Regions from separate parts of the Homo sapiens genome. Here region 1 is linked to region 2. Evidence: chromatin loops called from intact Hi-C (ENCODE). Cell type or tissue: A673. All regions are shown on one strand. Each heading gives the region's core, and the rest is flanking DNA. Links, peaks and the distances in the headings are about the cores only.

Region 1 (10,604 bases), core at 1,052-9,051, 140 kb after region 2:
CTTTTTATTTTTTGTGTATCTGTTGTATGTTTTTTTGGTTTGAGGTTACTATGAGGCTTGCAGATACTATCTTGTAACCCATTATTTTAAGATGATAGCAGCTTAACGTTATTTGCATAAACAAATCAACAAACAAGCAAAAGAAAACTAGTGAAGACTGGCTGGGTGCAGTGGCTCACGCCTGTAATCCCAGCACTTTGGGAGGCGAGGCAGGTGGATCACCTGAGGTCAGGAGTTCAAGACCAGCCTGACCAACATGGAGAAACCCCATCTCTACTAAAAATACAAAAAATTAGCCAGGCATGGTGGCACATGCCTGTAGTCCCAGCTGCTCAGGAGGCCGAGGCAGGAGAATCACTTGAACCCGGGAGGCAGAGGTTGCGGTGAGCTGAGATTACACCATTGCACTCCAGCCTGGGCAACAGGAGTAAAACTTTGTTCCCCCCCTCCGCAAAAAAAAAATTACAACAACAAAAAAAACTAGTGAAGACTGTGCCTTAACATAGTCCCCTAGCTTTTTAACTTTTTGTTATTACTATTTATGTCTTATTGTGCTGTCTGTGTCTTGAAAAAGTTATTATTTTAGCTGGGCATGGTGGCTCACACCTCTAATCCTGGCACTTTGGGAGGCCGAGGCAGGTGGATCACGAGGTCAGGAGTTCAAGACCAGCCTTGCCAACATGGTGAAACCCTGTCTCTACTAAAAATACAAAAAATTAGCTGGGTGTGGTGGCACATGCCTTAGTCCTAGCTACTTGGGAGGCTGAGGCAGGAGAATCGCTCGAACCCAGGAGATGGAGGTTGCAGTGAGCTGAGACTGTGCCATTGCACTCCAGCCTGGGTGAGAAAGTGAGACTCTTTCTCAAAAAAAAAAAAAAATTATTTTTTATTGTTTCATTGTTTAGTTTTTTTTTTTTTTTTTTTTTTGAGACGGAGTCTCACTCTGTCGCCCAGGCTACAGTGCAGTGGTGCAATCTCGCTCACTGCAAACTCTGCCTCCCGGGTTCAAGTGATTCACCTGCCTCAGCCTCCCGAGTAGTTGGAATTACAGGCGCCCACCACCATGCCCGGCTAATTTTTGTATTTTCAGTAGAGATGGGGTTTCACCATGTTGGCCAGGCTGGTTTCGAACTCCTGACCTCAGGCATTCCAGCTGCTTCGACCTCCCAAAGTGCTGGTATTACAGGCATGAGCTACTGCACCCAGCCGAGCTCCATATTTTTTTTTATGTCAACCAGATAATTTATAAGATAAATATTTGTACAACTTTGTAGGTTTGTTGCAAGCTTTAAATGTGATGATGTATAGAGGGCACAGTACTTAGCACATAGTAGATACTTAATATATTTACTTCCATTCTGTTTTTTGTTTCCTTCAACCAGATGCATTTTAAATACAAAAGGCCAAGTTTGCTATTACTATCGCGCAAAGCTTGAAACATAAATTCAACATCTATCATCTACTCCTTGTCTAAGCTTAGGCAACGTATTTGTCCTTTCTGAACCAGTGTCTTTATCTGTAAAATAAGACTTAGACTACATTAATTTAATCCTGACCTTTAAAGAAATACCAGTTATCTATGTTAAGAAGAATTTTTAAACTACAAAGAAGCAAGCCAGTGGTAAACTTTCATTAGGAAGGACTTTGATTAGCAAGAGGAGTGAAAGCAGTGGATAGCATAAAAGTAGTTACCAAGAATGGTTACCTTTTGTTTGAGTGCAGGAATAAGAGGCAAAAAAGGGGTCCCACAGAAGTGAAACAGATGATAAGATGATAGATACAGGTTTGCATTTAGAGTGCCCTTTCTCCATTTGCCAGAGCTGAAAATTTTTCTTCAGTTAAACTCCACAAACATTTTTTAAAAATATCTACTATTTTGGGTCGTTCGCTACATTTGGCACCAGCCTTGAGCTGAATGCACAGAGATAAAAACAACATGGTCCTTACTCTCCAGGGTGCTTTCCTGTCTCCTGTGATCATTGACACTCATAATGCTAAGTTACAGCAATAGGATGGAAGTGGCTCATTCTGGATTGTTTCTTCAGAGTAACAAGAAGCCCTAATTGTCAAGAGACACAGATTCTATAGTCCAAGAGCAGAGTTTTCCTGTAGGTACTTTTCAGCCTGCAAGTTAGCTCAGACTCGCCTGAGAAAGTTCTCTGCAGATAAGAGGGTGCTTGAATCTTCAGTAAGTCCTATTGTCAATTTCTGGATCTTTTCTTACTTCAAAATAACCTCAGCCCCTGCTTTAATAAAAAGGACTTTAAGCCAACAGAGTAAACTTGATAGTTGGTGTGGGGGAAGAAAATAGCCCTTTCTTTATGAGTGTTGTGATCCGGGAGCTTTATATACCCTAACTTAATCTTCAAGGCATTGGTTGAAAGAAGGAAGTGACTTGCTATGTTACACATTTATTTAGGGGTGGAGTTAGGGATTGGAACTCACGTCTGGCTCCGTTATACCACATTCCTTCTCTGGCCTTCTTATCTTAAGCCCACAACCATCTGTATCCTGTTCAGAATGGATAGTTGTGTACTAAAGGCTGATCCTGTGGTAGTGCGGTGCTTTTTCAAACTGAATGTTAAGATTTTTTTGGCATCATGACCAACATTTTCTACAAAATAAAATAGAGTAGAAATTGTCAGTGTGTGTCGCAAGCAGTACTGTTTCCTGAAGTTTTTGTTTCAGGTGTGTATGTGTCTGTGCGTGCGCATGTGTGCTTGTGCATGTGCTGAGGCTGTGTAAAATGTATCTTCTATGTGCAAATCACCACCTTTATTGAGTGTGGTACGCAGTCACAAGTTCATTATTGTGTCTTTTCTCCAGATTTTGAAAACATTCTATATTTCTTTTAGCTGCAAGGAAATATAATGTAGTAGTTCTGAGGACAGGCTCTGGAGCCAGAATATCTAGGTTTGAATCCAGGCTCTGCCATTTACTAAGTGTGTGACTTTTGGCAAGTTATTTAATGTCTCCATGCCTCTATTTTGTCTTCTGTAAAATGGGATTGTGCGAGCATTAATTGAGTTCATGTACTTAAAGTGCTAAGAATAGTGTCATCACATGGTAGCACTCCATAAAAGTTAGTTGCTATTATTATTGTTAGTATTATTGAAAGGTTTATAAACATCTGTCTTAGAGGGATTATGGAATATTGTTTTAACAACAGCCTTCCACAGAGACAGTTGATCCATTTGGTTAATTAATTTGTTGCAAACTTTGCCATTGATTTAGTGCAATACTCCTTTTTTTTTTTTTTTTTTAAGTACGCTCAGGTTGTTTGTACTTAGCCAGCATTACCAAAGACAGCTACTAAGTCATGTATCTGTTAAGAGCTATTGTGGAAAATTGTGAGCCTGTCTCTGCTAGGTCTTGGCCTATAAAGAACTGGCTGGCTTTATAGGCTGATGTAATCTTGGTCATAGGCCAGCATTGCTGGCTCATAAAATATATGTGTATGTGCTGGCCTACTGTCTTACAGAGGGCTAAATAAGCATTATACTTAGGTCTGCCTGACTCAAGTTCTGTGAGATTTGGAGGAAGATGTTGCTTGGATGATCAGGGGAGGCTTCACAATGGAAATAATGTTTTAGATTGAGGTTGAAAGATGAATGGAAGTCCAGGAAAGTAGCTAAATGAAAATAATTCCAGGCATCAGTAAGATTTCATACCCAGCTGTAAATCCCAGAAGCCTTAAAGTGGTCAAAGCAAGGCAGAAATAAGCAGAAGCAGTGAACAGAATAAACTGTAGGCTGTTACCTTTTAGGCTAACAGACACACACACACACATACTCACACACGCATGCACCTGCACGCACACACACACACACACACACACACACATTTTAAATAGACAGGGTATTGCTATGTTACCCAGGCTGGAGCGCAGTGGTTATTCACAGGTGTAATCATAGTGCACTACAGCCTCAAACTCCTGGGCTTACATGACCCTCCTGCCTCAGCCTCTCGAGTATTGGGACTACAGTTATGTGCCTCTGTGTCTTAGTTACAGATTTTTACAGGAACTTAATGGAGGAAATAAAGGTTAAATATATGGTTTAAATATGTATTAGGGAATTATTTACATTTCTTTAAATTATGTTTCTTATGTAGCCAGCCATCTCTTAGAGTGAATAGTTAGCTACATTTTATTATGATTATTGATAACATGTTCTACTGTTTATAGAATTGTGTTGTGTACCTTACCTCTTCCTTTATTTAGGCCTTAGCTCCCATGAGAAGGCACCACCTAATGGCAGCTGCTAGAATTGTAGGCAACAAATGCATTGGAAAATTCACAGAAAAAATTGACAGGAAAAGCCCAACCAGTTCACAGCATAATTAGTATAACGTAGTGATATGAGGCAGTCTTTTTTCCTAGACTCTTAAAACACTTATTAATGATGTTTATTATTTATGATTTATAAGCATTAAATGAATTCTATCTTATCCCCACTTCCAACACAACATTCTCATAAACATTAAAAGAGATGAAGTTCTCAAATGCTTAGATTGATGAATGAATTTCTTAAGGTTATGAGGTAATAAGTCTATGATTTTTTTTCTGGTGCCCTTTGTATTTCCTTATATCTAAAAGCAGTATAACAACATTGCAGAAATCTTGGGCAGTTTAGTGAGGCAAGATCTCACCCCTGATTCCCATGCTCTAATAGTTCAGAACTAGTAATGTTTTGAGAGGAGGAAATATCTTAGAATGTTTTTACATGTACTTGAGCATGCTATAAGTATAGTTTACCTAAAACTTCACCTTTTCCCGCTTAACCTTATGCCAGAAGCCCCTTTCCCTGCTGTGATATAGTTCTTACTTGTGGTATAATGTTCAGTTTTTTTTGTTTTGTTTTGTTTTGTTTTTGAGATGGAGTCTTGCTCTGTTGCCCAGGCTGTAGTGCAGTAGCGTGATCTTGGCTCACTGCAACCTCCACCTCCTGGGTTCAAGCAATTCTCCTGCCTCAGCGTCCCGAGTAGCTGGGACTACAGGCATATGCCAACACGCCTGACTAATTTTTATGTTTTTAGTAGAGATGGAGTTTCACTATGTTGGCCAGGCTGGTCTCCAACTCCTGACGTCAGGTGATCCACCAGCCTCAGCTTCCCAAAGTGCTGGGATTACAGGTGTGAGCTATTGCACCCAGCCAATGTTCAGTTTTAAGTACTATAATTAACCAAGCCATTGTTACTCACTTTTCTCTATTATAAATAGTATTGTTAAATACCTTACATATGCAACTAGTTCCATATTTTGGATTTTCTTCCTCTTTTTTTTTTTTTTTCAAAAAGCATATGATTATCGTCTGTGTTTAGATGCAGAGAAGTATTTGAGAAAAAATAGTCCCACTTTCCAAAGAATTTATTTTTGTGTACTAATTCTTGCTTGACTGAATTGTATGATTTGACCAATTCCGTGGTAGCTACTATCATCTAGTTTTTATCTTCTAATATCAAGGGATTGGGTAGACTAGCAAGTCCCTTAACTTACCTGTTTTAGACATGAAATTCTGTTTGAAAAAGCTAATTTATTGATTTTGAAAAGTTTTAAAATTACTCGGTTTCTCTTCTAGCTCTGATAATTGAAATATTTAATTTCTATAATAAACATATGTTATCTTCACTCAAGTCATATTTTCTTTTAGAAGTCCTTGATCTTAAGCAAACTTACTAATGATGTTTGAAATACCAAATGCTTTATTCATCTCCACATTTTTCAATAGAGTACTATCTCTTTTTAATGATTTTTTAATTCATCTTATAATTTTATGCAGCTGTTAACATTCCTTTTAACCAGGCAGATGCCTTGGGACTGTGGGAAATTGCAGTAGCAATTAGAGGAAAATAGGGAAGGGTGGGCTGGTCAGTCTTGGAGAGCAGGAACAATGCAGAATTTAAACATAGGAATGTCATGTGTCAATTAGGGATACAGCAAAACCCTTCTATAACACTATAAAAGGAGCCCCAAATATTCAGTTGTGTAAAATATGAGATGACATTAAACATAGGGTTATGTAATAAAATTGATTAAATAACTAGGTTGAGCCTCTTGTGGAGGTTGGGAGCCAACTGCCAGTCCTGTTTCATCCAAATTAGTATTAAGGAGTAATATGGAGGGGTTTCACTGGGCTTAATATTTCGTTTTCCTTTTAAAAATGCAATTGTATGTTAGAGATGAAATCATTGAGATTTTGATTTTAGACCTGTGTAACTGCTAAAAATAAAAGATCAGGTGAATTGAATTAACTCTATCTGGTGGTACTTGAATATGGAATGAAATCTATGGCCAGCCAGCATGGTTACCTGTTGTTTCAAAACAGCAAAGTTAGTGCTTGAAATCTGTGAAGTTCATTTAAAAAAATGAAAAAAAAAAAAAAAGGTTAGCAAAATCACTGATGTTAATGACCAGCCAAGTAGCTATTGTAATTAATGCTGATGGGTTCTGAAGACCATTGGCAAGACAGGAACCCTGAATAGATCAACCATAAGTTTGCCAAATATGGACTATTTATTTTTACTAGAGACTTTGTGGAGACCAGGACTTGAGACACTGTTTTTGTATGAGGGTAGTAGCCAGTGTTACCAACCACTTGCTATGTGCCAGGTGAACTCTTATAAGCACTTTGTATTAACTCATATGACTCTCTCACAAGATCAGCAATTGCAAGAGCCTTCCTTTTTTCTTCTCTTCCTCACTTGGTTTTTGTGTGGGAATCTCAAGTAATTATTTTGGGACACACTTTTGGCAAGGGGTGGGAGGTACTATAGACTTAGTGGTAAGAGGAGTTAAACATTGTAGCAGAGTCAGTGCTGAGTTTTTGGTAACTAGTTTCAAGTGTTAGGTATCTTCTAATAAGGACATTTAACTCTGGTTCATGGTAATTCTAAATATCTTATTAAATCAACATATATTTCATGGCTAATCCATACATCAGGTAATCTACCTTGCCAGAGTTGACTATATAATAAAAAATAAATTATTTATATTTTGTATTGTATGAGCATCTAATTTAGTTTTCCTCTTCAGATTTATACTCTTTTGAAAACTCTTCAAAAGAGTACTCTTTTGAATACTCTTCAAAAGAGTATTATGTATATTTATTATGTATGATGAAAGGTATATGAAAGGAATGTATTGTGAAACTAATATCGGTTTATTACACTTCCTGTAAGAACTAGCATGACCACTCTTTTACTCTAAATATGCCAACCGCCTTGGCTATTCAGGTTTCAGTAGTAGTTAAAATTCTATAAGAATTTCATTTGTTTTTAGATGCAAGGAAAGCCCTTCTGAATGTACCTTCAACAGAAATATCAGCCATTTGTTTAGGAATACTGATATGATGTAATCTGTCTAGATTTTCTGACATAGTTTGATATTTATGTTTTGAAGATCCTGAATTGCATGTAGTTTGTCCTAAATGTTTTGTTTTGAACACAATGTATTTAGCTTTGATTTTTTTTTTGAGACAGAATTTTGCTCTGGTTGCCCAGTCTGGAATGCAGTGGCAGAATTACAGTTCACTGCAGCCTCGACATCCCAAGCTCAAGTGATTCTCCCACTTGGGCCTCTCAGGTAGCTGGGACTATAGGTGCACACCACCTTCCTGGTTAATTAAAAAAAAATTTTTTTTTTTTTAGAGATAGGGTTTTGCCATGTTGCCCACGCTGGTCTTGAACTCCTCGGCTCAAACAATCCACCCGCCTCAGCCTCCTAAAGTGCTGAGATTAGAGGCATGAGCCACTGCACCCAGCCCACGTTGATTCTTTAAAACAATTTTTTTTCTTTGATTCCTAAATACCCACTTCTTGACAAAAGTTTATTTCTCTGTTCTGCGTTATCTGTCAGCCATCTGTATTATTTATATAGATACATTTTAATTCCTCTATAGGGAAAGCAGGTTGGGTGGCTCCACAGCGATATCATTTTCAAGTTAGTAAGCCTAGTTTTGTTGTCCTTTTCTTACTTATTCCCATCCTTACCTCTTTCCCATAGCTGGATTATTAATTTTTCTTACCCTGATACTTACTGTCATAATTTGGTGTATTCTTTTTTTTTTTTTCTTCTTTTTCTGTTTTTGAGATGGAATCTAGCTCCGTCGCCTGGGCTGGAGAGTGTGGTGGTGTGCTCTTGGCTCACTGTAACCTCTGCCTCTCAGGTTCAAGCGATTCTCCTGCCTCAGCCTCCCGAGGAGCTGGGATTACCGGTGCCCGCCACCATGCCCAGTTAATTTTTGTATTTTTAATAGAGACAGGGTTTCATTGTGTTGGCCAGGCTGGTCTCGAACTCCTGACCTTGTAACCTACCCTCCTTGGCCTCCCTAAGTACTGGGATTACAGGCGTGAGCCACCATGCCAGGCCAATTCTGTGTATTCTTATGCTACACTATCCTCATCACTAAGCAAGATGTATTGAACTTTTCTTATAATTTGGCCTGGCATAATTTATCATATCGAATTTATTCTTAGCCCTTCTCTACTCTTCCACTCTCTCTCTTCTACCTCCTTTCTGTCTTCCTCCCCCACTTTTCCTCTCTCATGCTTTTTCCTTTACCCATTCTCCTCCTCCTTCATCTCACTTAACACAAATATTAATCCAGAGCATATTCCTGTAAAGTTTTATAGAAATATTGATTTATTTGGGTGTTGATTGCCAGAAATGTGTTAGTCAGTAGGAGTATAAAGCTTTTTGAGGCCGGGCGCAGTGGCTCACGCCTGTAATCCTAGCACTTCGGGAGGACGAGGCGGGTGGATCACCTGAGGTCAGGGGTTCAAGACCAGCCTGGCCAACATGGTGAAGCCCCGTCTCTACTAAAAATACAAAAATTAGCTGGGGGTGGTGGCACACACCTGTAATCCCAGCTACTTGGGAGGCTGAGGAAAGAGAATCACTTGAACCCAGGAGGCAGAGGTTGTGGTGAGCTGAGATCACGCCGTTGCACTCCAGCCTGGGCAACAAGAGCAAAATTCAGTATAAAAAAAAAAAAAAAACTTTTTGAAAGCCTTAGGAAATTATGAATTGACTCTTACTGTCCCTTAATAACATAAACTAATTGTTTTTCTTATATTTAAAAATGTCACCTGTTTTAGTTTCTTGTTTTGACTCATGAGCTTTGTGTTATTGTATTTATTGATTATGCTAATAACTTTCAGATTTTTAATGTTTTTTAGAATAATTTCTTTTTGATAGCAGAATAAAATTTTGATATTTTAGTTAGCCAACTTAAGCAAACTAGTGAGAGAGTACTTAAAACCAAGAAAAGCGAATAATTGTTTCCATTTAGCCTGAATTATGAGTTTCTATAATTCAAGAGAGAGAGATAGACACTACTTTTTTTAATGTAAATATTATAAATTGCTAATGTTGTATTGTTTGGAGAAGCAGATCAGGGCCAGATATTTTTCAAAATCATTACAGATTTTGCACTTTCAATGAATTGTTTTTTTTACTTTATTTAAAGTTATTTCTCTGACCTGTTGGTCCATATGTTTTCTCTTCATCTAGTTCAGCTCCTTCTGTTAGGATGTATCTTATGAGCTACAGGGCACACCTCTCCAGAACTCTCAGTTTAAAGTCAAATATGAGAGTCTACCTGGTAAGCTGTATGTCTATAGTTGACACTTTTCCTTCTTATTTTTCTGCTGTTTCAAATATTTAAATTATATACACTTTGCTGACCAAACATAAATTAAACTTTATTAGTTATTGCTAATTCCTACCATAATTTCTTCAAGTTATGCAACTGCATATTCCAAATTATAAATGAGCCTATCTAATATGCTTCAATAGTTCTTTATAAAAAAGAGACTAGGCCTCTTTGTTAGCAGCTAGAAGCTTTGTGACATTTGGAATCACTGGGCCTTCACTGGGCCTTCCCTGGACATCCTATTAGCTATTCGTCATTTATTTTATTACATGAACAGGGCTTGCAGAAGCAGATTTTTTTTTTTTTTTTTTTAAGAGACAGAGTCTTGCTCTGTCACCCAGACAGATTGCACTAGTGCAATAATAGCCCACTGCAGCCTTGAACTCCTGGGTTCAAGCTGTCCTCCTTCTCCAGCCTCTTGAGAAGCTAGGACTATAGGTGCAGACCACCAAGAAGCCAATCTTGAAGAAAAAAATACAAGTCAAAGCTTGGCTGAGCCGGCCATGTGGTACACCTATGACTGGCAGGTTCATGTATATGTCATTATTACTGAGTCAACTGCATTCTTTTCTTAATTCCATGAAAAGCAGTCTACTATACATACTGTCAGGGGAAATCTACTAAGAAGATGACTGTGATTGGCTATTACAGACTTGCCATGTCTCGTTTCACTGGTATTACAGGAAAAAAGAAATTTCTTTAAATAATACTTTAAGTGCCACGAAGACGGGACAATTTGTACTTCTTGGTATCCTCTATCCTCTCTCTCAAAGTGCTAGAAAAATGGACCGATCTAACTAATATAGAAAACCGAGGGATAAGATTATTTTGGTCAGTCTATAAATCCATATTTTTGAATTCTTTTAGAAATAAAGTCTTCCTCATCGATATCACAGAGATGGTATACACTATGCTAAAACAGCTGTTTAATTTAAATTGCATAAAATATTT
Region 2 (10,604 bases), core at 976-8,975:
GTGTAGTGAGCACCTGTGGTCCCAGTTACTCAGGAGGCTAAGGCAGGAGGATCACCTGAGCCTGGGAGGCGGAGGTTGCAACGAGCTAAAAATCGTACCACTGTACTCCAGGCTGGGTGACAGTGAGATTCCATCTTAAAAAAAATAGAAATAAGTCAGAACCACTAAATAATTGGTAAATATTTCTCAAATTTTTCCCACAGAGGTTAAATAATTAGTCCAATTTATTTATTTGCCTACTTTAGCTATTAAGTGAGAGAGATGTTATGCACACGTAGGCTATCTGTGCTTTTTTTTTTCCTTTTACGCCTTTTGTCTGTTTTTGTAGAAACGGGGTCTTGCCATGTTGCCTAGGCTGGTTTCAAACTTCTGGCCTTACGAGATCCTCCTGCCTTGGCCTCCCCAAGTGCTAAGATTAAAGGTGTGAGCCACAGGCAGGTGAGCCACTGTGCCCAGCCTAACCATGCTTTTACAGTATGATGCTGCCTCCCATACTTAGAAGCCTGTGGAATTGAGTGTGGAGCCTGTTTTAAGTGTATATTAGTTAGTGTATTATTAATTTGGCTGCCAGTGACAGAAAATGCAAAACAACAGTGGCTTAAACAAGATAGAAGTCTTTTCTCTCCCTCACATTAATGAATAAGGAGTTAAATGGAATAGAACTAGTTTGCAGGTCCAGGATATCTCAGATCTCGTCTGCGTCTGTCTTTTTTTCTGCCATCTTTAGTATACAGGCTTCAAGTTAGATGCTGTAGCTGTAGCCATTAATTTTGCATTTTTGTCAGTAAGAAGGTAGAGGGACAAGGTCAAGCGCAGTGGCTCATGCCTGTAATCCCAGCACTTTGGAAGCCTGAGGTGGGTGCATCACCTAAGGTCAGGAGTTTGAGACCAGCCTGGCCAACATAGTGAAACCCCATCTCTACTAAAAATATAAAAAAATTAGCCAGGTGTCATGGCACACGCCTGTAATCCCAGCTACTCAGGAGACTGAGGCAGGAGAATCACTTGAACCTGGGAGGTGGAGGTTCCAGTGAGCCGATATTGCACCACTGCACTCCAGCTTGGGAGACAGAGCGAGACACTTGGCTCAAAAAATTGAAAAAAGAAGGTAGAGGGATAAGGATAAAGAAGCCTCCTCATTTTGAACTTTGTATCTTTGTTTAACTTGAGAAGTGTAATAGTTTTTCTTTTTTGGAGGCCAGGAGTCTACCTAAAATTTAATGCTTCCAATACAAAGAATGGATGATAAGGGGCAACTAGCAACTAAGCAGTGAGTATCTATATTCAATATTTGTTGCTTTCAGTTATAGCAATGACAAGTTATTTATTTTGAATTTTTTTGGGTCTTTTTAGCCATTGTGAATGGTTCTTTAATATTGTGTGTGTGTGTATTATATATAATATATATAGCATGTGTGCTTATTTGATTTTATTTCATACTTGTGAACATTAGCTACCTTTCTCCAAAGGAATAAAAAGTGTAAAGTTTATTGGTACTAATGCAATCTTTAAACTCTTAAGATTTGGTCAGAGTATTAACATGCATGAATTTCATTTTTATTATTATTTTTTAGATGGAGTTTCATCTTGTTGCCCAGGCTGGAGTGCAATGGTGTGATCTTGGCTCGCTGCAACCTCCGCCTCCTGGGTTCAAGTGATTCTCCTGCCTGAGCCTCCCGAGTAGCTGGGATTACAGGCACCTGCTACCATGCCCAGCTAATTTTTGTATTTTTAGTAGAGATGGGGTTTCACCATGTTGGTCAGGCTGGTCTCGAACTCCTGACCTCAGGTGATCCACCCGCCTCGGCCTCCTAAAGTGCTGGGATTACAGGCGTGAGCCACCATGCCTGGCTGAATTTCATTTGAATTCTTTTGTGTCTGGTTCTGCTGTGTAGTTATTCTACTGTTTCTCTTCGGAAATGAGATGTAATCTTTTTGGTTTATTTTATTAAGGGAAGATTCCAAAAAACTAGCCTCAGCCGAGATTTTTGTCAAGCTTGACTGTGTATCTGTCAGGTTTGTTTATACCGAGGATCACTGAAGCACTCATAAGGGAAATGAAGGTATAAAAACTGCCTTTTTCCTTGCTCCCACTAACAAATGTGAGAAACTGGCCTTACTTTTTTTTTTTTTTTGGAGATGGAGTTTTGCTCTTGTTGCCCAGGCTGGAGTGCAGTGGTGCGATCTCGTCCCCCTGCAACCTCTGACTTCTGGGTTCAAGCGATTCTCCCGCCTCAGCTTCCCGAGTAACTGGGATTACAGGTGTGTGCCAGGATGCCCGGCTAATTTTTGTATTTTTAGTAGAGACGGGTTTTCACCATGCTGGCCGGGCTGGTCACAAACTCCTGAACATCAGGTGATCCACCCACCTCGGCCTCCCAAAGTGCTGGGATTACAGGCGTGAGCCACCATGCCCGGCTGAGAAACTGGCTTTTTTTAAGAGAATGTTTTAGTTATTCACTCTTTCCCGTTATTTTTCACAACTATTATAATTCATTCCTCAGTTAGCAGTGGCTTTATCAGTAATTCAGAATATTTTTTCAAAGACATGTCAAATCTTTCATCACAATAGGCAAATATATAGAAGACCTGATGCATAAATCTTTCAGACTTCACCAATCTCTATGTTGCCCATTCATTTTCTCTGAGAAAGGGGTCCACTAGTGTTTTTTTTTTTAAGAGATAGGGTTTTGCTATGATGCACAGGCTGGTCTAAAACTCTTGGGCTCAAGCAGTGCTTCTGCCTAAGCCTCCTAAGTAGCTAGGACTACAGGCGAATGTGAGTCCACCCAGCTTGGAGTTTGTTAGTTTTTTTTTTTTTTTTTTTTTCTTTTTTAGAGACAAGGTCTTCCCATGTTGCCAAGGCTGGTCTCGAACTCCTGGGCTCAAGAAATCTGCCTGCCATGGCCTCCCAAAGTGCTGGGATTATAGTTGTCAGCCACTGTGCCTGGCCTGAGTCTGCTAGTTTTGACTTGAGTACTGATGAAAACTTTAATGCTACTTTCTCATTCCTCCAGTTTCTGCTTGTTAAAATTCTGTGTACCCTTTAGGGACCATTTGAAATATAATTTCCTCTAAGCAACCTCTCCAGATGCTAGCTGCATTTGCTACTTCCCAGGCTTGGTTTCTGGCTTCTTGTTGTTAAATCATTATTTGTGTGCTTGTCCTAACTCCCTTACCTTTCTTTTCCAATCATATATTAAGACCTCAAGTACAGGAACTTTTGTATGAAAGGTATGGTAGTTTTTTAAAAGTCCTGTGTCTTCTAATGCAATACCTTATAAATGGTATGTACAGAGTACATATTTGTTAAATGGAATTGAACATTTTTGGTTTTTATAAATGAAAAGCTTGTGACATTCAAATGTGTTTTTTCTTTATGACACATAGCCCTTAGTTTCTATATGGAAAATGGAAGTAGGTATGGAAGTGTGAACAAAGGAAATGTGAGCATAGAACTGTAAATAAACATCTATTTCCATAAGAACCATTATACATGCCTTGCCCTAACCTTACAATTTAGATACATTATAGTTTAATAATTGTAAGAGCTGCCTCAAGATAGAGATGACTTAGTTAATTAAATTTATAGATTAAAACTTTATTCTCGCTTTATTTTGATAGCTTATGAACCTACCTGGCAAATGAATCAGAAAAAGTTGTAGTTTTCTTTCCTTAAAACAGTCACACAATACTTTCTAAAAAGTGTGATTGTTTTTATTAAGGTGTAACTATTTGTTTTTTTATTTTTATTTTGTGGAAATAAGGTCTTGCTGTGTTGCTCAGGTTGGTCTCAAAACTCCTGGCCTCAAGCCGCTTTCCTGTCTTGGCCTCCCAAAGTGCTGGATAACAGGTGTGAACCACCATACCTTGCTTTTAAGGTGTTATTTAATATAATAATGTGCACAGATCTTAAAGGTTCAGTTTGGTGAATTTTGACAGTTGTATATATTATGTGAAACCACCATCCCAAATAAGGTACAGAACATTTCTGTCATCTCTATAGTTCCTTGTGCCCCTCCTAGTTACAATACTGTTTACAAATGATTTTTTTTTTTGGCCAGATGCAGTGGCTCACACCTGTAATTCCAACACTTTGGGAGGCCAGGGCGGGTGGATCAGTTGAGGTCATGAGTTCAAGACCAACCTGGCCAACATGGCCAAACCCCATCTCTACTAAAAATACAAAAATTATCCGGGTGTGTTGGCACGCACCTGTAATTCCAGCTACTCGGGAGGCTGAGACATGAGAATCACTTGAACCTGGGAGGTGGAGGTTGTAGTGAGCTGATATCATGCCACCGTACTCCTGCCTGGGCTACAGAATGAGACTCCGTCTTGATTTGAAAAAAACAATTTGATAGCTCTAAAATTGGAAGCAAAATTACCAGAGTACTTACTAGTAGGTACGTTATAAACCACACTGTCCCAACTGTGATTAATTTTTTTGTTTCTTATATGTATTTTACTTCAGTTACTAGTTAGTAGTTGGATTTAGTTTTACTGCTAAAGGCACTATATTAAAAATATTAATTATATTATAATTTCTTTTTGATAAACTTTTTTTTACTTATTTTATTCCATTTTGTTTATCTATAATGGTAATAAAATTGTTCTTTCCAGTAGAATTTGAAGGATTATGATTATTTTTCTTAGAACTAAGTAAAAAAAAAATTCAAGTGGGAAGTATCAGAGAAAACAGGTGAAAAATCATCTTTTGGCTGGATGCTATGGCACATGTCTGTAATCCCAGCACTTTGGGAGGCTGAGGCGGGCAGATCATCTGAGGTCAGGAGTTCGAGACCAGCCTGGCCAACATGGTGAAACTCTGTCTCTACTAAAAATACAAAAATTATCTGGGCGTGGTGGAGCACGCCTGTAATCCCAGCTACTCGGGAAGCTGAGGCAGGAGAATTGCTTGAACCCGGGAGGTGGAGGTTGCAGTGAGCTGAGATCTTGCCATTGCACTCCAGCCTGGGTGACAAGAGTGAGACTCCATCTCAAAGCAAAACAAAACAAAACAAAACATCTTTTAACCATTTCTATTACTTGTTCATGATTCTAATTTTTTTTTTTTAGGGATGAAGGAGGTTCTAACTCATAATTAAATGGAAACTTTAGGATTACTGAGGATTTTCATTATCTTTGCTATCCTGTTTCCCATTACTACAGAAAATAGAAAGTTGGATTTTTATGACTGTAACTAAGGGCTGGATGTAACAGCAGCTTTCTAGTTGTGAGCACCTGTTCTCCATGAACTCTGTCTGACTCCCTGGCTAGCACGTTCTGTGGTGGGGAGTCCAAGTTTGGGCCACCACTGTGTTGCTTTGTCTTCTGGTCTGAGGCATCTCATCCCCTTGGCCTTGATCATTGCCAGCCACCTGTATCAGTCAGTCTCTTTCCCTGATACATGGGGAGAGGCTGAAGAATTCAAAGCGGGAGAAAACTATCTTTTAGTTCCCAGGAGTTGATGTAAGAATAAGGTGATTCATGTAAACACGCAACATAGGACTCATACTAGGCACTCAGAATGGCTGGGTTTTATCATTGTTTTCATCATCAATACCAATATTTGATCAATAACCAATTTAAATTTAATTGAAGTTGACTTCAATTAAAGAAGAAAAGTTTTAAAAAATTGGTATGAGAAAACTTAACTATTTTAACTTCAAAGTAGAATTAATGTCCTTTAAAACAGAGTAATTTAATTACGCCTGCAAGGTTATGTCAGCAGAGGATGCTAGAAGCTGTGTTCCAAAACCCAGTGACTATGTTCCTTAGGGTTTCGAAACTGCTAATGTGTGAAAATGGGCACTAGGGGGCAATAGAAGCTCTTTGGCAAGCATCCAGTTTTTCCCTTTGCCTGTCTATAGTGGAAGGAAAAAAAAGAATCTTTTATAAATAATGTCTTCTACAGACTGGAACAAGTGAGTTTGAGATTGAGATTAGTGTTGGAATAATTACTTTTTTTTCTCTGAAGAAGAATGCAGAAAAATTCTCTCAAATATATTTAAAATTTTATCTTAAGCTTTTTAGATAAGTAACAGAGATTCCTGACTGGGCACCGTGGCTCACACCTGTAATCCCAGCACTTTGGGAGGCTGAGGTGGGCAGATCATGAGGTCAGGAAATGGAGACCATCCTGGCGAATATGGTGAATCCCTGTCTCTACTAAAAATAGAAAAATTACCTGGGCATGGTGGCGTGTGCCTGTGATCCCAGCTACTTGGGAGGCTGAGGCAGGAGAATCATTTTGAACCAGGGAGGCGGAGGTTGCAGTGAGCCGAGATCGCACCACTGCACTCCAGCCTGGCGACAGAGCGAGACTCTGTCTCAAAAAAAAAAAAAAAAAGATTCCTATGTGGGAATTTTAAGGATAGCTTCCTCATACTTTAATATTGAAGTCTATAAAGTTGAATAAGGTTTATTTCTGTGATCATTAGTCTAATCCAAACTTTTGAAAATATATATCAGATCTTGCCGGGCACAGTGGCTCACGTCTGTAATCCCAGCACTTTGGGATGCCAAGGCGGATGGATCACCTGAGATTGGTAGTTCGAGACCAGCCTGACCAACACGGAGAAACCCTGTCTCTACTAAAAATACAAAATTAGCCAGGCGTGGTAGTGCATGCTTGTAATCCCAGCTATTTGGGAGGCTGAGGCAGGAGAATCGCTTGAACTCAGGAGGCGGAGGTTGCGGTGAGCCTTGATTGCGCATTGCACTCCAGCCTGGGCAACAGGAGCAAAACTCTGTCTCAAAAAAAAAAAAAAAAAAAGAAAATATATATCAGATCTTGTCACTTCTCTGCTCCAAACGTCTGGTTTCTTCCTATCACTTCAGGTTCTTTGCCTTGGCCTCTGCAAATCACACTGACTTTATCCCCTTCTACCCCCTGGCTTGCTCACTCCTCTCTAGCCACATTGATCTTTCTGGTTTTCTTTGGAGACCTCTATTCTTATTCCCGCATGGAAACTTTCTATTTACTCTTTCTTCCACATGGAATAATACCCAGAACTTCACATGGCTCCCTTATTTTGCTTGGATCTGTGCTCAAGTGTTACCTTCTCTGTCCATCTTATATAGGTCCCCCCTGCTCCCCATCCCACCTCTTTTCCTATCACTGCTTTATGGTACTTATCATTATCTGACATTTTTGTGTATTGGTTTATTGTCTTTCTTCACATAAGAATGTAAGTTCTATGAGGACAGTCTGTTTTTTTTTTTTTTTTTTTACTGCTGTATCCTCAGTGGCTTGACAGATACCTAGCACATAGTAGGTACTCAAGAAATATTAGTTGAATGAATGGAATGGCCATCCTTGGCTGTGGGCATGGCTACTTTCTTCCTAAACATTTCATTGAATCAAAGTTAGCTTCTGATCTAGTCACAATTATTCTTTTTTTTTTTATTTTTATTGATCATTCTTGGGTGTTTCTCGCAGAGGGGGATTTGGCAGGGTCATAGGACAATAGTGGAGGGAAGGTCAGCAGATAAACAAGTGAACAAAGGTCTCTGGTTTTCCTAGGCAGAGGACCCTGCGGCCTTCCGCAGTGTTTGTGTCCCTGGGTACTTGAGATTAGGGAGTGGTGATGACTTTTAAGGAGCATGCTGCCTTCAAGCATCTGTTTAACAAAGCACATCTTGCACCGCCCTTAATCCATTTAACCCTGAGTGGACACAGCACATGTTTCAGAGAGCACAGGGTTGGGGGTAAGGTCATAGATCAACAGGATCCCAAGGCAGAAGAATTTTTCTTAGTACAGAACAAAATGAAAAGTCTCCCATGTCTACTTCTTTCTACACAGACACAGCAACCATCCGATTTCTCAATCTTTTCCCCACCTTTCCCCTTTTCTATTCCACAAAACCGCCATTGTCATCATGGCCCGTTCTCAATGAGCTGTTGGGTACACCTCCCAGACGGGGTGGTGGCCGGGCAGAGGGGCTCCTCACTTCCCAGTAGGGGCGGCCGGGCAGAGGCACCCCTCACCTCCCGGACGGGGCGGCTGGCCGGGCGGGGGGCTGACCCCCCCACCTCCCTCCCGGACGGGGCGGCTGGCCGGGCCGGGGGCTGATCCCCCCACCTCCCTCCCGGAAGGGGCGGCTGGGGGTGGGGGGGGCCTGACCCCCCCACCTCACCTCCCTCCCGGGTGGGGCGGCTGGCCGGGCAGGGGGCTGACCCCCCACCTCCCTCCCGGACGGGGCGGCTGGCCGGGCGAGGGGCTGACCCCCCCCACCTCCCTCCCGGACGGGGCGGCTGGCCGGGCGGGGGGCTGACCCCCCCACCTCCCTCCCGCCGGGCGGAGGGGCTCCTCACTTCTCAGACGGGGCGGCTGCCAGGTGGAGGGGCTCCTCACTTCTCAGACGGGGCGGCTGCCGGGCGGAGGGTCTCCTCACTTCTCAGACGGGGCGGCCGGGCAGAGACGCTCCTCACCTCCCAGACGGGGTCGCGGCCGGGCAGAGGCGCTCCTCACATCCCAGACGGGGCGGCGGGGCAGAGACGCTCCCCACATCTCAGACGATGGGCCGCCGGGCAGAGACGCTCCTCACTTCCTAGATGGGCTGGCGGCCGGGAAGAGGCGCTTCTCACTTCCTGGATGGGATGGCGGCCTGGCAGAGACGCTCCTCACTTTCCAGACTGGGCAGCCAGGCAGAGGGGCTCCTCACATCCCAGACGATGGGCGGCCAGGCAGAGACGCTCCTCACTTCCCAGACGGGGTGGCGGCCGGGCAGAGGCTGCAATCTTGGCACTTTGGGAGGCCAAGGCAGGCAGCTGGGAGGTGGAGGTTGTAGCGAGCCGAGATCACGCCACTGCACTCCAGCCTGGGCACCACTGAGCACTGAGTGAACGAGACTCCGTCTGCAATCCCGGCACCTCGGGAGGCCGAGGCTGGCGGATCACTCGCTGTTAGGAGCTGGAGACCAGCCTGGGCAACACAGCGAAACCCCGTCTCCACCAAAAAAATACGAAAACCAGTCAGGCGTGGCGGCGCGCCTGCAATTGCAGGCACTGGGTAGACTGAGGCAGGAGAATCAGGCAGGGAGGTTGCAGTGAGCCGAGATGGCAGCAGTACAGTCCAGCTTCGGCTCGGCATCAGAGGGAGATCGTGGAAAGAGAGGGAGAGGGAGATCGTGGGGAGAGGGAGAGGGAGATCGTGGGGAGAGGGAGAGGGAGAGGGCTTGGGAGAGGGCTTCTTTTTTTTTTTTTTTTGAGATAGTTTCCCTGTGTCACCCAGGCTGGAGTGCAATGGGGTGATATCGGCTCACTGCAAGCCCCACCTCCCAGGCTCAAGCGATTTTCGTGCCTCAGCCCCCTGAGTAACTGAGATTACAGGCATGTGCCACCATGCCTGGCTAATTTTTGTAATTTTAGTAGAGTCAGGGTTTTGCCATCTTGGCCAGGCTGGTCTCAAACTCCTCAAGTGATCTGCCAGCCTTGGCCTCCTAAAGTGCTGGGATTACAGGCGTTAGCCACCGTGCCCAGCCACAGTTACTCTTTAGAAGCTGAGAAGCTAATACTCCACTTACACATTTCTAGGCTAGTCCTCCACAATTATGTCAAAAGTGTGCAGTCTTTTTAAAGCTCCCTTTCCAGGTAAGCTTTTGTATCCTCTCAAGGGTTGTTTCTGCCTCTGAGCAGTGGTTTTTATTTTGCTCAACAAATATTTTGTGCATCTGCTATGTGATGGACACTGCTAGTATGGATCAAAATGAGGATACTTTAAGGAAGATGGACTAAGTTATAAAGATAATCCAAAGCATACTTTAAGTGCAGTGACAAATATGGGGGTACTTTTTATCTGACTTTGATTATAGTCTCTTTACTTACAAGTTTTTGTTTTTTTCTTTTTTTGAGACAGGGTCTTGCTCTGTCACTCAGACTAGAGTGCAGTGGCATGCTCACTACTCAGCTGCAGCTTTGATCTTCCAGGCTCAAGCAATCCTCCCATCTCAGTCTCCCTAGTAGCTGGAACTACAGGTGGGCGCCACCATGCCCGGCTAATTTTTCTGTGTTTTCTAGAGATGGAGTTTCCTCATATTGCCCAGGCTGGTCTCGAACTCCTGGGCTCAGGTGATCTGCCTGTCTCAGCCTCCCAAAGTGCTAGGATTACAGGTATGAGTCACTGCACCCGGCCACCACCCCCACCGACGTTTTTTTTTTTTTTAAGAGACAGCGTATTGCTCTGTTGCCCAGCCTGGAGTGCAGTGGCACAATCATAGCTCACTGTGACCTCAAATTCCTGGGCTTAAGTGATTCTCCTGTCTCAGCCTTCTGAGTGGCTGAGACTGCAGGCGTGCACCCCCATGCCGAGCTAATTATTTTATTACCTTATTCTTTGTAGAGGTGGAGTCTTGCTATGTTGCCTAGGCTGGTCTTGAGCTCCTTGGCTCAAGTGATCCTCTTGCCTTGGCCTCGCAAAGTCCTGGGATTATAGACATGAACCACTGCGCCCAATACAAGTTATTTTAATGTCCAGGTATTCAGCAGTAAACTCTGGTAAACATCTGTCAATTTAGTGTATACATAGCAAATTGCAAAACTTGCAGATTTAAGTAAGTGCGCCATTAAGTAAGTGGAAATGATGTTAAAGAAGTTCTCC

The links. Hi-C counts contacts between places; a loop is a spot of excess contacts. Peaks named below come from ENCODE experiments on the same cell type or tissue, not always from the same donor. Only the 100,000 strongest peaks of a DNase experiment are listed, where the experiment ranks them.
Region 1: a loop joins it to region 2, with 3 times the contacts of the local background. A loop is called at or near these places in 10 of 110 quality-filtered maps.

The regions. Positions count from the first base shown.
Region 1 is chr5:37,550,864-37,561,467 of GRCh38, forward strand. All of the region lies in intron 9 of WDR70 (WD repeat domain 70), which reads left to right. Among named protein-coding and RNA genes, the nearest start is that of WDR70, 180 kb to the left of the region's middle. RefSeq lists an enhancer at 2,324-2,618 and a silencer at 2,324-2,618. In A673, for the core only: a CTCF peak has its summit at 4,256 (motif pointing left); DNase peaks (open chromatin) are centred at 2,018, 2,438 and 3,418; H3K4me3 peaks cover 1,910 bases; H3K27ac peaks cover 4,205 bases.
Region 2 is chr5:37,407,386-37,417,989 of GRCh38, forward strand. All of the region lies in intron 5 of WDR70 (WD repeat domain 70), which reads left to right. Among named protein-coding and RNA genes, the nearest start is that of WDR70, 33 kb to the left of the region's middle. In A673, for the core only: a CTCF peak has its summit at 5,790 (motif pointing right); a DNase peak (open chromatin) is centred at 5,806.